2 separate regions of the Mus musculus genome follow, and region 2 is linked to region 1. The links are chromatin loops, found by intact Hi-C in ENCODE. Cell type or tissue: left cerebral cortex. All regions are shown on one strand. Each heading gives the region's core, and the rest is flanking DNA. Links, peaks and the distances in the headings are about the cores only.

The links. Peaks named below come from ENCODE experiments on the same cell type or tissue, not always from the same donor. Only the 100,000 strongest peaks of a DNase experiment are listed, where the experiment ranks them.
Region 2: a loop joins it to region 1, with 4 times the contacts of the local background. A loop is called at or near these places in 2 of 42 quality-filtered maps.

What each region holds. Positions count from the first base shown.
Region 1 is chr14:93,070,082-93,075,791 of GRCm38, forward strand. All of the region lies in intron 4 of Pcdh9 (protocadherin 9), which reads right to left. Among named protein-coding and RNA genes, the nearest start is that of Gm23509, 65 kb to the right of the region's middle. In left cerebral cortex, for the core only: no CTCF peak of the experiment used is centred there; a DNase peak (open chromatin) is centred at 2,517; H3K27ac peaks cover 554 bases.
Region 2 is chr14:93,881,706-93,887,415 of GRCm38, forward strand. Pcdh9 (protocadherin 9) reads right to left here. Exons shown (of 5, transcript NM_001081377.3): 2 at 3,992-5,710. Among named protein-coding and RNA genes, the nearest start is that of Pcdh9, 6.1 kb to the right of the region's middle. In left cerebral cortex, for the core only: a CTCF peak has its summit at 3,009 (motif pointing left); DNase peaks (open chromatin) are centred at 2,967, 4,210 and 4,517; H3K4me3 peaks cover 4,000 bases; H3K27ac peaks cover 2,173 bases.

The DNA of each region.
Region 1 (5,710 bases), core at 788-4,787:
GTCACTTCCTATTTCCTTGCTACTAACCCATCTCTGGCTCCATTTGCCTCCTGCCCAGCCTTTCACCTCTGGCAGGACAGTTCGGGGGCATTTTGTCAGGACACAGAGACAATAGTGGGCTTCCTGCCATGACCACGTTGCTAATTCTCAAAACATTCTCCCCATCTCCTTTCCTTTCCTCTCTCCTGAGCTGCCAGCTCTTCCTGAGTCACTCAGAAAACATTGTTCCACAGATTCTTTTCTAATCGGTGCTGTTTGACCCCAACTTGACCTGGATGCTCTTTAGCAATGTCTTTAATCATTGCTTACTGACTCATGGGACATTTCAATATGGTAGCTTTCCCTGGGCTTTGGTCCAGGTCTCACCACCTTGTAGTGGAGCTGTAGTGGAGGCAAACAACTCACCTGATATTTAACTGAGAATCCTGACGGCCTGCTTTTTGTGTTTAGTTGTTTTCTTATTTTGTTTTTCTTTTTGCTTATTTGTTAATATTTCACCTTTATATCAACTTCTTTCCCTTTTCTTCAGAAAAAGACAACATTTCCTGTTTCTTCCCTAGATGTTACCCAGTTTCCTTTCACTCTGAATCTATCATACTCCTGATATTTTCTTGTTCACCATAATGTTGTTTGTTTCTTTTTGTGAGCAAGGATTCTCCACTTCATCCCAAACTTTACACCACAGTAAATTCTATTTCTATAGACTCCTTCCAGTACAGAATGTTCAATAGCTATCCCATGTCAAAACAAAAACCCAAAGAAATAAACTTCAACAGCAAAGGTGACATTTGCCTTAACCCACTGTTTCATCTCCATAGTGCGAACACACTGAGATATCACCATGCTTTTGGTTATAAACTTCTCTACTGATTACTATCCAAATGCCTAACTCTGGCATCAGCACCTCCCCCTTGGGTTGTCATTGTTCTTCAAGGCCATGATGTATACCGTGTCAACAATTACATTTCCTTTCCTTTCATCTGTGCTCCTCCTCTTTCCTCTCCTCCTCCTCCTTCTTCTCCTCTTCTTTCTCCTCCATCTCCTCCTCCTCTTTCTCTGGTGCTCACATTTCTGTTTATAGACTTCCTTACCTCTTCTTCAGCAGGAGGTTCAGACAGGGATTTGAGATGCACACACACACACACACACACACACACACACACACACACACACACACACACACACACACACGACTTAGATATAAATTGAATCCCCAATTTAGATGACAAAAACATCTCAACAAAACCATCTATAATCTTGCCTCCTACCTAATCTAACAACATACATTTTGCTCAGAATGCCCAAATGACACAATTCTGAAAAGCAAAGACTCTAGTATGCCTATATGAATAAGATTAAAAGAAAGAAAGAGAGAGAGAGAGAAAGAACGAAAGAACGAAAGAACGAAAGAACGAAAGAATGAAAGAACGAAAGAAAGAAAGGAGGAAGGAAGGAAGGAAGGAAGGAAGGAAGGAAGGAAGGAAGGAAAGAAAGAAAGGAAAGAAAGAAAGAAAGAAAGAAAGAAAGAAAGAAAGAAAGAAAGAAAGAAAGAAAGAAAGAAAAAGAAAGAAAGAAAAAGTAAGTTATTAGATAGCAGTCAGCAGGCAGGTTGCAGTAGGAGAGGATGCTGGCTTTTAAGAGGATCTCAAAATGAACATATGTTATATAATTTGTAGCGGAAAATATTCAAGTTCTCTTCCAGGTTTGAAAATTTACACAAACCCCCAATCCTTGAACACACACACACACACACACACACACACACACACACACCACTTTCTCCTGAGCTTGAAATTCCACCAATTCCTGTATACAGTAAAAGGTCCAAGCCCGAGACCAGGGTCAAGAAAAAGAATTCCAGCAATCTCCTAACTTGCCTCAAGATCAGGCCTCAATAATTCCACCAATGCCTGTCCACCCTGGAATGCTATGTACTGGCTCACCCACGTGTGCAAGAAACCCATTATAAAGTCTGCCTTTGTCCAGTTTTACAAAACTGCTCACCTCACTACTGCTGTGCGCCCAAGTAGAGGTAGTCACCCTCTCGGTGTTTCTACCAATGAATGTGTTGTGTGAGGTTGTAGTGCAGTGCATTTTTATTTTTTCTCTTGACTGCCTGAACGCCTTTCCCCTGATGACACTTCCACAGGGAGAGCATTCCCCTTCAGTCCTGCTATGGTTTCCCGTGCGGGAACTCTTTCCCCTCAGAGCAGCAGCACCTCCATTGGGGACGCTTTTTATTCATACCTGCCATGCTTTCATAGGGAAGTCCTTTCTTTTCTGGGCGGTAACAATTACAGAATTAAGTTCACAAAGCTATGCCTTTGATTAATTTAGGGAAAGGATGACTTCGGTAGAAGCTTCCATTTTAACTTTGTTCTCCTGTCTCAGATTTCATTGTGTTGGTGATGACAGACTGCTGTTGCTACATATCCGCTCTGCTAAGCACAAATGGCTATGTGCAATGTATGGGAGTGAGAGGACTTTTCCTCCTACTTAGCATCTGACTATAGAGTCATGCTTTAAGAGACTCAGAAAATACAGCATAGCTTTGGTACATCAGTCGGCATTTGGAGAGCTCTTTGCACAGCCGGACTTCCTACAGTGCTGGCAGCCCCCTTAATGTTCCATTGTGCTGTTGGTTCAATGTGCTAGCATCATCAGCATCACTGATGAGAATAGAAGTTTCTGGAGCCATCAGGGATAGTGTCGCCTGATGGTAGTCCCCTATTCCTGGTGCAACCCCTATCTCTACTTAGTGAGTGGTATTAAGATTTATCTATTAGACAAACCAAAGATGTCAGGGCAAATAACAGAGAGACACAGACACTGGGCATGCTACGGAAGAGGAGCTCATGGCAGTTGAACACCTTAAGTGGTTTGAAGCATTGCAGCAAGACCATCGCTGCTCCTGACTACTAACTATAGCTACAGTGCCTTTTAACTTCTGAAGAAGATAAAAGGCAGGAAAAAAAATCTAATTAAGGAATATTATATGTCCTGCGTCTTTCTATATTTTGCACACTCTTATCTCTTCCTGTCTGAACTAAAGAACCTCTGCAGGCTAGACCTTTCCTGCTTCCTATTGCATCTTACCAGCTCCATCGAAATGAGTCTTCAAGTACTTTTCAGATCATGTCACTCTTTTCTGCAAAGCTCTCCACTAGCTGCCCTTTAATCCTGGCACCTTTAAGAATGTTTACAATATTCAGGAGATTCAGAAAGTTCTCTGAATCAAAAAAGGTGTTGTTCTTCTTGCAGAGCAGCATTGCTAACCTGGCCCCTTGTGCATTGTTACAAAGATAATGAGACAGCTGGATAGATCCAAGATGGTAGCCCATGTAACCCACAGGGCAGCCGTTCTGATATTAATAATAATGGAAATTAGCAACAGTGTTGTCAGCACCGATGCATTGTCAGGAACTTGAACAGTGCTGACCCTATGCTAATATCTCTCATCTATGCTTTCACCACATCCTCTCTCCAACCTCCTCATTTCGGTGTCAGAATTATTCGCTTTGACAACTTGAGTCAGAGTTGATATATATGCCCAGCAGGCTCTGAGTATTTTGAGTAAGTTCATTTAAAGAGATTTAGAAGATAATGGGCTGGTGATGGTAGTTAATTCTGTAAAGGAACTTGGGTGAGCTTTTTGAGGAAGGATTGCTCCATGGCGAACAATACCACTAGCCATCAAGTTACTTCTGTATTTATCATTAATTACTTATTCATGATCTATTTAATGCAGGTAATCAGTGAAGTAAAAAGTGAGATATTTAATTTTTTTCGAAGAAAAATATAGTTTTTTTTCTTTAATCAGGTAACTATTTATGAAATAATGAAATGGCAAGAGAACGTCAGATTCACGAACACTATGTAGTAAACAATTATGCTCTAGCTGAGCCCATGTAGTTCAGATGGCTTTGCTTAAATCTCAGTATAAAAACTGTTAAGTATTATTTCCTGATATTTTACAGGGAAACTTGAAATTTGAAGAGGCTAATGTATATAGATGAGGTTATAACAATACAAACTAACCACAGCACAACACTCTAAGCCATACCTTCTCAGCGTGCGTGTTTTACAGGTTACCCTTCTTCAAACTCAAACTACAAGCTGCATTTTGCATCATACATTCCTTTCATATATTGCATTTATATCTTCCCTCTTACATTATACTTATCTCTATACAACGTGACAATTGCCAGAGAACTTCTTAACTGTAATATCAGATAAATAGCTCATCTGTGTCTGCGTGTAAGTCATCTTGATGTTTGTCTGGAGTGCTTTTGACCTTTTGTAAACCCCAAAGGAATGAATTTTATAGTGCTAACACACAGACCCAGCCCGAGTGCTTAAATAGCACATGCCTACTGCGGATGTACTGGAATCTAGGAGTTCTGAGGTGAAAGTGGAGCTTCATCCTGACAATGTCTTCATGCCTTACTGAGAGCCACTGTCTCCCTGTGTGCTCCCAGAAACATCTTTCTCTCCACTGGCAGAGACAGAGAGCCAGTGATATTCTGCTATCTTTTAACTGTTGTACCTCCCTCAGGACCTGGTTTAATATTAATTCTTTTTTTTTAGAGGGAATCGTTCCATTTATAGCCATGCTGATCGTTAAAACTTCACATATTAGTTCTGAGGAAATATAAATATTTAGTTTAGAAAACAAAGATTTTAGTCTCTGGTCCTCTGGAATATATGGTACAAACAGTTGCGAAAAAGAGCTCAGTAGAGTTCACAATTCTAAAATAAGACATCCGTTGTCACAAACATCTGGCAACCAACAGATGGATCACAGCTCTGAGGAAAACTAAGTGAACAATTCTTCTATTCTGACCTATCTGTTAAACGATATCCATGACCTAATACAGCCATGATCAATACAAATGTACATACAGGCTGTAAAACAGCCTCTGTAACCAGTGGTGTAATCCTCCATTTTACAGATTTGAAGAGCCAATCAATGAATGCTAGATAAGGTCAAATATTATCGATCCAAGATTCAATGAAATCCTTTTCTTTCTTTTGATTTGTGTGTGTGTGTGTGTGTGTGTGTGTGCATGCGTGTGTGCCTGTGAATATGTGTATATGTGTGTGTGTGTGTGTGTGATATCTAAGCACAGTTTCCTTAAATACATTTTTTTTCCAGCAGCAGCACTTACATACTGGTAGAAAGTGTGAGGACCTTAAAAAACATAATGATTTGCTGGGTACTGAAATCGATAGTGTTATAAAACCTTGAAGGCAGGAACGGTTGAAAATAAAAATATTAATACCTGAACTTCAAGAGCATACTTAAAAAGCAGAATTTAAGGGAGGCTCATTGCTGGGGGGAGGTAGACAGTACATACATCAACTTTGACAACTTCCCACAGTGTATGGATGAGTGTTGAAAAGAAAACAGCACAGGGCAGTATTGAGGCAGGGTGTCTGTACCGCTTTTTACTCAAGTCAGATTTTTAACATAACGTCAGGTTATTTCCTAAAAGAAGCTCTTCATGTTTATAAGATAGATTGCCTATACACATAATTGCTTATTCCCTTCCACTTTTTTTTATTGTTGTTGTAAATGATATTTTCTTACCTGTATACCTGGAAAATTGTTTTATTTTTATTTGATAATCTAAATTAAATTGAAAAGTTCCATGCTTACTACAAAGACACATCTTTTTTTTTTTTTTTTTTCTTATAAACAGAATGCAAT
Region 2 (5,710 bases), core at 666-4,665, 810 kb after region 1:
ACGTTCATGTCAGGATGTTTAAGCTCTGAAATGAGCATTTCATTTAGAAAATTAAATATGGCTGTTTACTCAAAACCAAACTCTGGTGGAACCTTTATAGATTGTTTGATTACTTAAAGAACTTGTCAAATGTAAATAGATCACTGTTCTTTATGTTAACATTTTCATTTATTCCCCCACCCTCCCACTGGAGAAAACAAACCACATGGGATCAAGAAAATTAATTCCCCAAACGCTGTCAACCAAGTTGGGAAACAGCAATAAACAGCTTACTGTAAAGCCTCCAGCTACAATAAAACAGCTGTCAATAAGTGGGCAAAGCGGAGATGTGCAAAAACAGGTCTGTTGGATATGATACTGTGAAAAGAAAAGGAGGGCATGCCTTGTTCTAATTCATTAATGCTGAATCTCAAAGAATGGTCCTTCAATGAGCAGAAGGCATCCTCACATAGAAATTGTTAGCTAGGTATTTTCTAGGTCTGACCCAGTAGCAGTGTACCAGAACTAGTCTAGATAAATACTGAACTCTGTTTTAAGAGAGACTCTATTGATTTTCAGACATACTGCCTTTGAAAATGTATAATCTTAAACTTTGTTATATTCAGGATAGCTTTCTCTCTTCTTTCAGGAAAAACCAGAAACAACTCGATTGTGAAGCAACCAGTTGGAATTTAGAGTGTTGACATAATTTCAGTCTACAGCAGGGAAGTTTGCTTTGATCCTTACATGATCCTTTGCTTAAAACTATATAGAGGACACTATTCATTTCTTTTCTAAAAATTTGGTGGCAGAATAAAGGATAGGAATGTTACAGTGAAATTTAAAACAGCTTAGTAAGATAGAGTCAATACAGGGATCTAATTTACAATTATCTCATGCATTACATGCAAACACACAGGGAAAGAGAAAGTGTCAGATAAATTAGGAGTCACTACTCTACTGACCAGCTCAGGATGTAGGAACAAGATGGTGGGTGCATTTTCATAAAGACAATATAAAGTAGTGCTACTTAAATAACCTTTTTCTCAAAGGTCTTGCACTTTTCCACCCTTCAACTAGTAGCATGAAATCAAAAGAAGTCCTGTTAAAGACAGGGCTTACAAAGTAGTGGTATTTAAATTTGGTAACCTTTTATTCAAGATTCTTCCACTTTACACACCTCAACAAACACCACAACTGCTAAAGGAGTCCATTTAAGGCAGTCATGCCCACTTTACTAAAAAAAAAAAATCTTCACATATCATGTATTAGATAGTACATCTGTGTGATTAAAATTTGTAATAAAATTTACATTTTCAGTGTTGTAAACTACAGGAGTTGAATCTCCTGTAATAAAAATAGGGTTACTATTGAAACTGAGGAGTTAAACAAGAAAAAAAACAATCCACCTATTTGTTCTTGTTTAACAGAAACGTCTTCCAGAGTTATCATAGAGTTCAGTGAATACAATTTTAGGAAGCTATTTATAATTTGTCTTTCATTTTTAGAAAACGCCGTGTCACCCCAACAGTGTGTCTATGCGTCTGTCCACTGCCATCACCTCTCTGATGGTTTCCAAGATTTATTTCCTCCAAAGTGACTACTATATTTTTAGGGTTTTTTTTTTGTTATGAAAGTCTCTGAAAGACATAAAGATTACCTTTTCAATAGCTATTTTCCATGGGAGTTAGTTACAGGTACCTTTCAACCTTAGAATGTGTACAAGAAAGCTACAAAATGCTTCATGATCAAAAGGTGTGTCTGAAACATACAATAGTTTCAGTTTGTGAGTTACTCAGCATACTGACAGCAAGACTATGTCATATATAAACAAATGTCTTTATGATAAACCAAGCTTCGTCAGAAGATGCTTTCAAAAACTCTGCTGAAACACATCTGACTAGCATTTGTGTCCTTGTGCCATATTTAAGTTCAATAACTATGGAAAAAAAATTAAAAGATTTTGGCTTAGACCTTGCTGGCAATTCCCATACACTGAGGTGAAAGGGTTGATCATATGGGAAGGTAGACAAGTAACTCTCCTTGGGAAACCGATTTTATATCTCACAGAAAGCACTTCCATTTATACTAGTTCTTTTCAAGGAATGATATAAAACCACACCACATCATTCTTCATTGATACAGAAACTTCCTCACTAAGTCCACTTAGTTTTATCGGTTATTTTTCTTGCCATAATAAACTATTAAACAACTTTTAAAAAAAATCTTGTTTATGCTTGGACAATTTCCAAGTCTTAAAACCACTCTCTTCTCAAATGATGATAAGATTAGCCTGAAACTGAGCTGTCCTTCTGACTTCCACTTCCAAATGAAAGATTTCTCTAGGACTTCAAAACTGTTAGGTTCTTTCAGGTTGTGTATCTCAGGTTTACTCAGATGTTCTGCAACAGTGCTCTGTGTACTTAATTGCTCTGTGTACAAATGGTGATCTTACATTCATAATAATAAAAATTATACTTAATATTCTTAGCGTACCTGTGTGATTGACTGATAAAAATCATTTTTACACCTTATAGTCATGAAGCCTCAAAGTCATTACAGAGCAGCTACAGGATTTACAAGGGGAAACAGTTTCCGTAAGATGCACTACTCTATCACAAGTTCACAAAACAAAACAAAACAACAACAAAAAACCTTTTTGATTTCCCAGAGACTCACCAAGACAATTGTGTTAATTTTGCTTTACTTGTTTGTTTTTTGTTTTTGTTTTTTTATATTCATGTTTTTAATTGGTTAGCAAGGTGGTGTATGGGCCACCAACAGAGATGGACTCCTAATAACAGAGAGTGGCTTCCAAAATCCTAGAAACTTGATGTGCTGAGAGCAACTCACTAAAGAGCAAACAAATGAACTTAAATGCTAGTGGCTCCAGAGGAACTATCATTAAATAAAAGGTATCTTTGGCTGTACTACCAGCTTGATCCTTCCCTCCCCCATCCTCCTCGCTACTGCAGGATTGGCACCTGGCCAGCACAGGGGACATGATACCCTAGTGCCATCTACAGGCTATTATCGACATTCAAATTTTGTGGCAACAGACAAGCACCAAAGAAATAAATTAGACAGGACTGCATTTAAATCTTTATTAACATGGAATTATTAGACCTAAGAAAAACTAATTCTGGATTTGGTTGAAATATGAGTTTCTCAGCCTCTTAATCCCTCTTCATATGGCATCTTTCACAGTTTAAAATGAGTTATGACAGACCACTTATGCATTACTAAGATGAGAAAGTATTTACAATGGAATCCTTCTTTTCTGAATAAATTAGTAATATTAGAGAGAAAGCATTCCCTTTTTATTTTTCTTCTTTTCTTTTCATATATGACCATTATGGACACTGAAAATCGTTCTAAGAAAGATCCAGCATACTATATTACAATAAAATAACTTGAAATCAAGGAGTAGACTTTCTATATGGCTTAGATGCAATCAATCAATAATCATGTGCTTCACAGCTGATGTACACTTAAGAGCCTACTCTCTCTTTTTTTACCGTGTTAAAAAAATAATAATAAAAAAACCTTAACCCCTTTAGTGACCACAGCTCCAGCATAAGAGGTGTCAGACCTTCAAATGTCATTTAAACTTGATACTTGAAGGTGACTTTTTAGATCAAAAGGTAATGTGAAAATCTTGGAAGTCGGTAATTTGGAAGCCCCAGGAGCAGAATTGGGCAAATCAGGATGGGTTTTCTTCTTGAGCAAACATGATCTCGGGACATTTTGGAATAATTTCCTCTTTTCATCTTTTGCCACTTGAAGGAAACTGGGAGGTTAAATAATTCTCAGAACTCAGAAATTTCAAAGCTGTTCTAAAAATTCTTGACTGAGCCCCAGAGGAATTTTAAAAAGGGGTCAAGTTTTTTTTTTTTCCCTCTTCATAACTAAGCTAAAGTTAGACCAAAACAATACACACACTGGCACGTTAATACTGGTTGACTGGGCACTTGTAGGCAGTACTTATAGACCAGTAAAAGTGCTCGTTTACCTGTCTGGTGTGTAAGGGGCCCTTTGTCTTGAAGCCTCCTTGGGAGCTGCACTCTGAGGCACTGAAGTGATCTGAACTAGTGGAGGAGCGTTTGGAAAGGGTGTCGCAGCCCCCAACAAAGGTGTTGTCCAACGGGAGCTCTTGAATGACGTGGTGCTTTTTCACAGAAACTGGAGTGTCAGGTTTGAGATGAAAAGCGGGCTGAGGAGAGGCCGACTTGTAGTGCTTGGCCAGGTCAGGGCTGTTAGGCTTGAAGGTGGTTGGAGGGGCTGGGCCCCAGTCAAATCTTCCTATACCCTGTTCCTCCAGCTCGGCAGGCAGGCTTATGGTCCCATTGATGGGTTCATGAACGGCATCATCGGGTTTGGACTCTTCAATAGTAACAAAGTTCAAAAGAGAACTCTTGGGCGACTTTCTTTTCTTCCGTTTCTTTTTCTTATTTTGTTTATTCTCCTGGTTTGGGGACATCCATTCAGCCCCTTGTTTGCTCCTCTGAGCGGCCTTGAACCTGGACGCATGGCGACAGCGCACCAGCACCGTGACAAAGATCACAACAATGACCACCATGGCCCCAGCAACGATGGCAATCATGATGGTGAGATAGTCCTCGTTCTGATAAGGTTGACCACTATCTCCTATGTTCCGGTCCAGTGGGGTCTCCATAGTCCTACGGATCAAGTCATATATATATGAGGTGTTTCCAGCAGTGTCGTTCACATAAAGAAATACCAGCACGAGAGTGTGCAAAGCCTTAGGGTACCCCAGGTCACTTATGTTGACCACAAGACGGTGCAGGCCCACATCAGTAGGTGCTGGCTTCTCTTCTAAGGTGATATTGCCTGTTACTGGATCAATCCGAAATAATCCCTTGTTGTTCCCGCTCACTATGGTATACTTGAGTTCTGCATTCATTCCGGTGTCAATATCCACCGCAAACACTTCAGCAACCACAGAACCAGGAATGGCTGAGAGGGGCACCAACTTAAAGGAGGTGTTGGATGGTGGAGAAATGACAACTGGACTATTGTCATTGACATCCATGACATTGATAGTTACTTTTGCAGTAGAGGACCGTGGTGGCTGTCCCCCGTCGGTGGCTTTGACGTCAAACGTGTAGGAACTCTGCTGCTCTCTATCAAAGGAGACATTGGACTTTATGACTCCTGAATAGGGATCCAACACAAAATTTTCATTGTCATTTAGAATGGAAAGAGTCACAGCTTTATTCTCTCCAGCGTCTTCGTCTGTCACTGTGATTACCCCCACAGTACTATACTTTGGCAGATTCTCAGACACAAAAAACTGAAAGTGATTATGAGTAAACTTGGGGCTATTGTCATTCTCATCCAGAACAGTAACTATCACTGCTGCTTGGCTCTGGAGGGGAGGGGTCCCATTGTCCCTGGCAGTTACTGTAAAAATGAACCGCTCTTGTTCCTCCCTGTTAAAGACTCTGGAGGCTGTCAAAACTCCTGTCTTTCTGTCCAGATCAAAGAAGGAGGCATTCGGTCCAAGCTGATAAACAATGTCTGCATTTTTTCCACTGTCTTCATCTGTAGCACTAATAGTTGTTAAGTATAACCCACGTCGGTTGTTTTCAGAAACTGACAGCTCAATTACAGGCTGGTTGAAAATTGGTGGGTTGTCATTTTCATCCTCGAGCTTAACCCTTACCAGGGCAGTCTGATTCAAACTGGGCTTCCCCGAATCAGAGGCAAC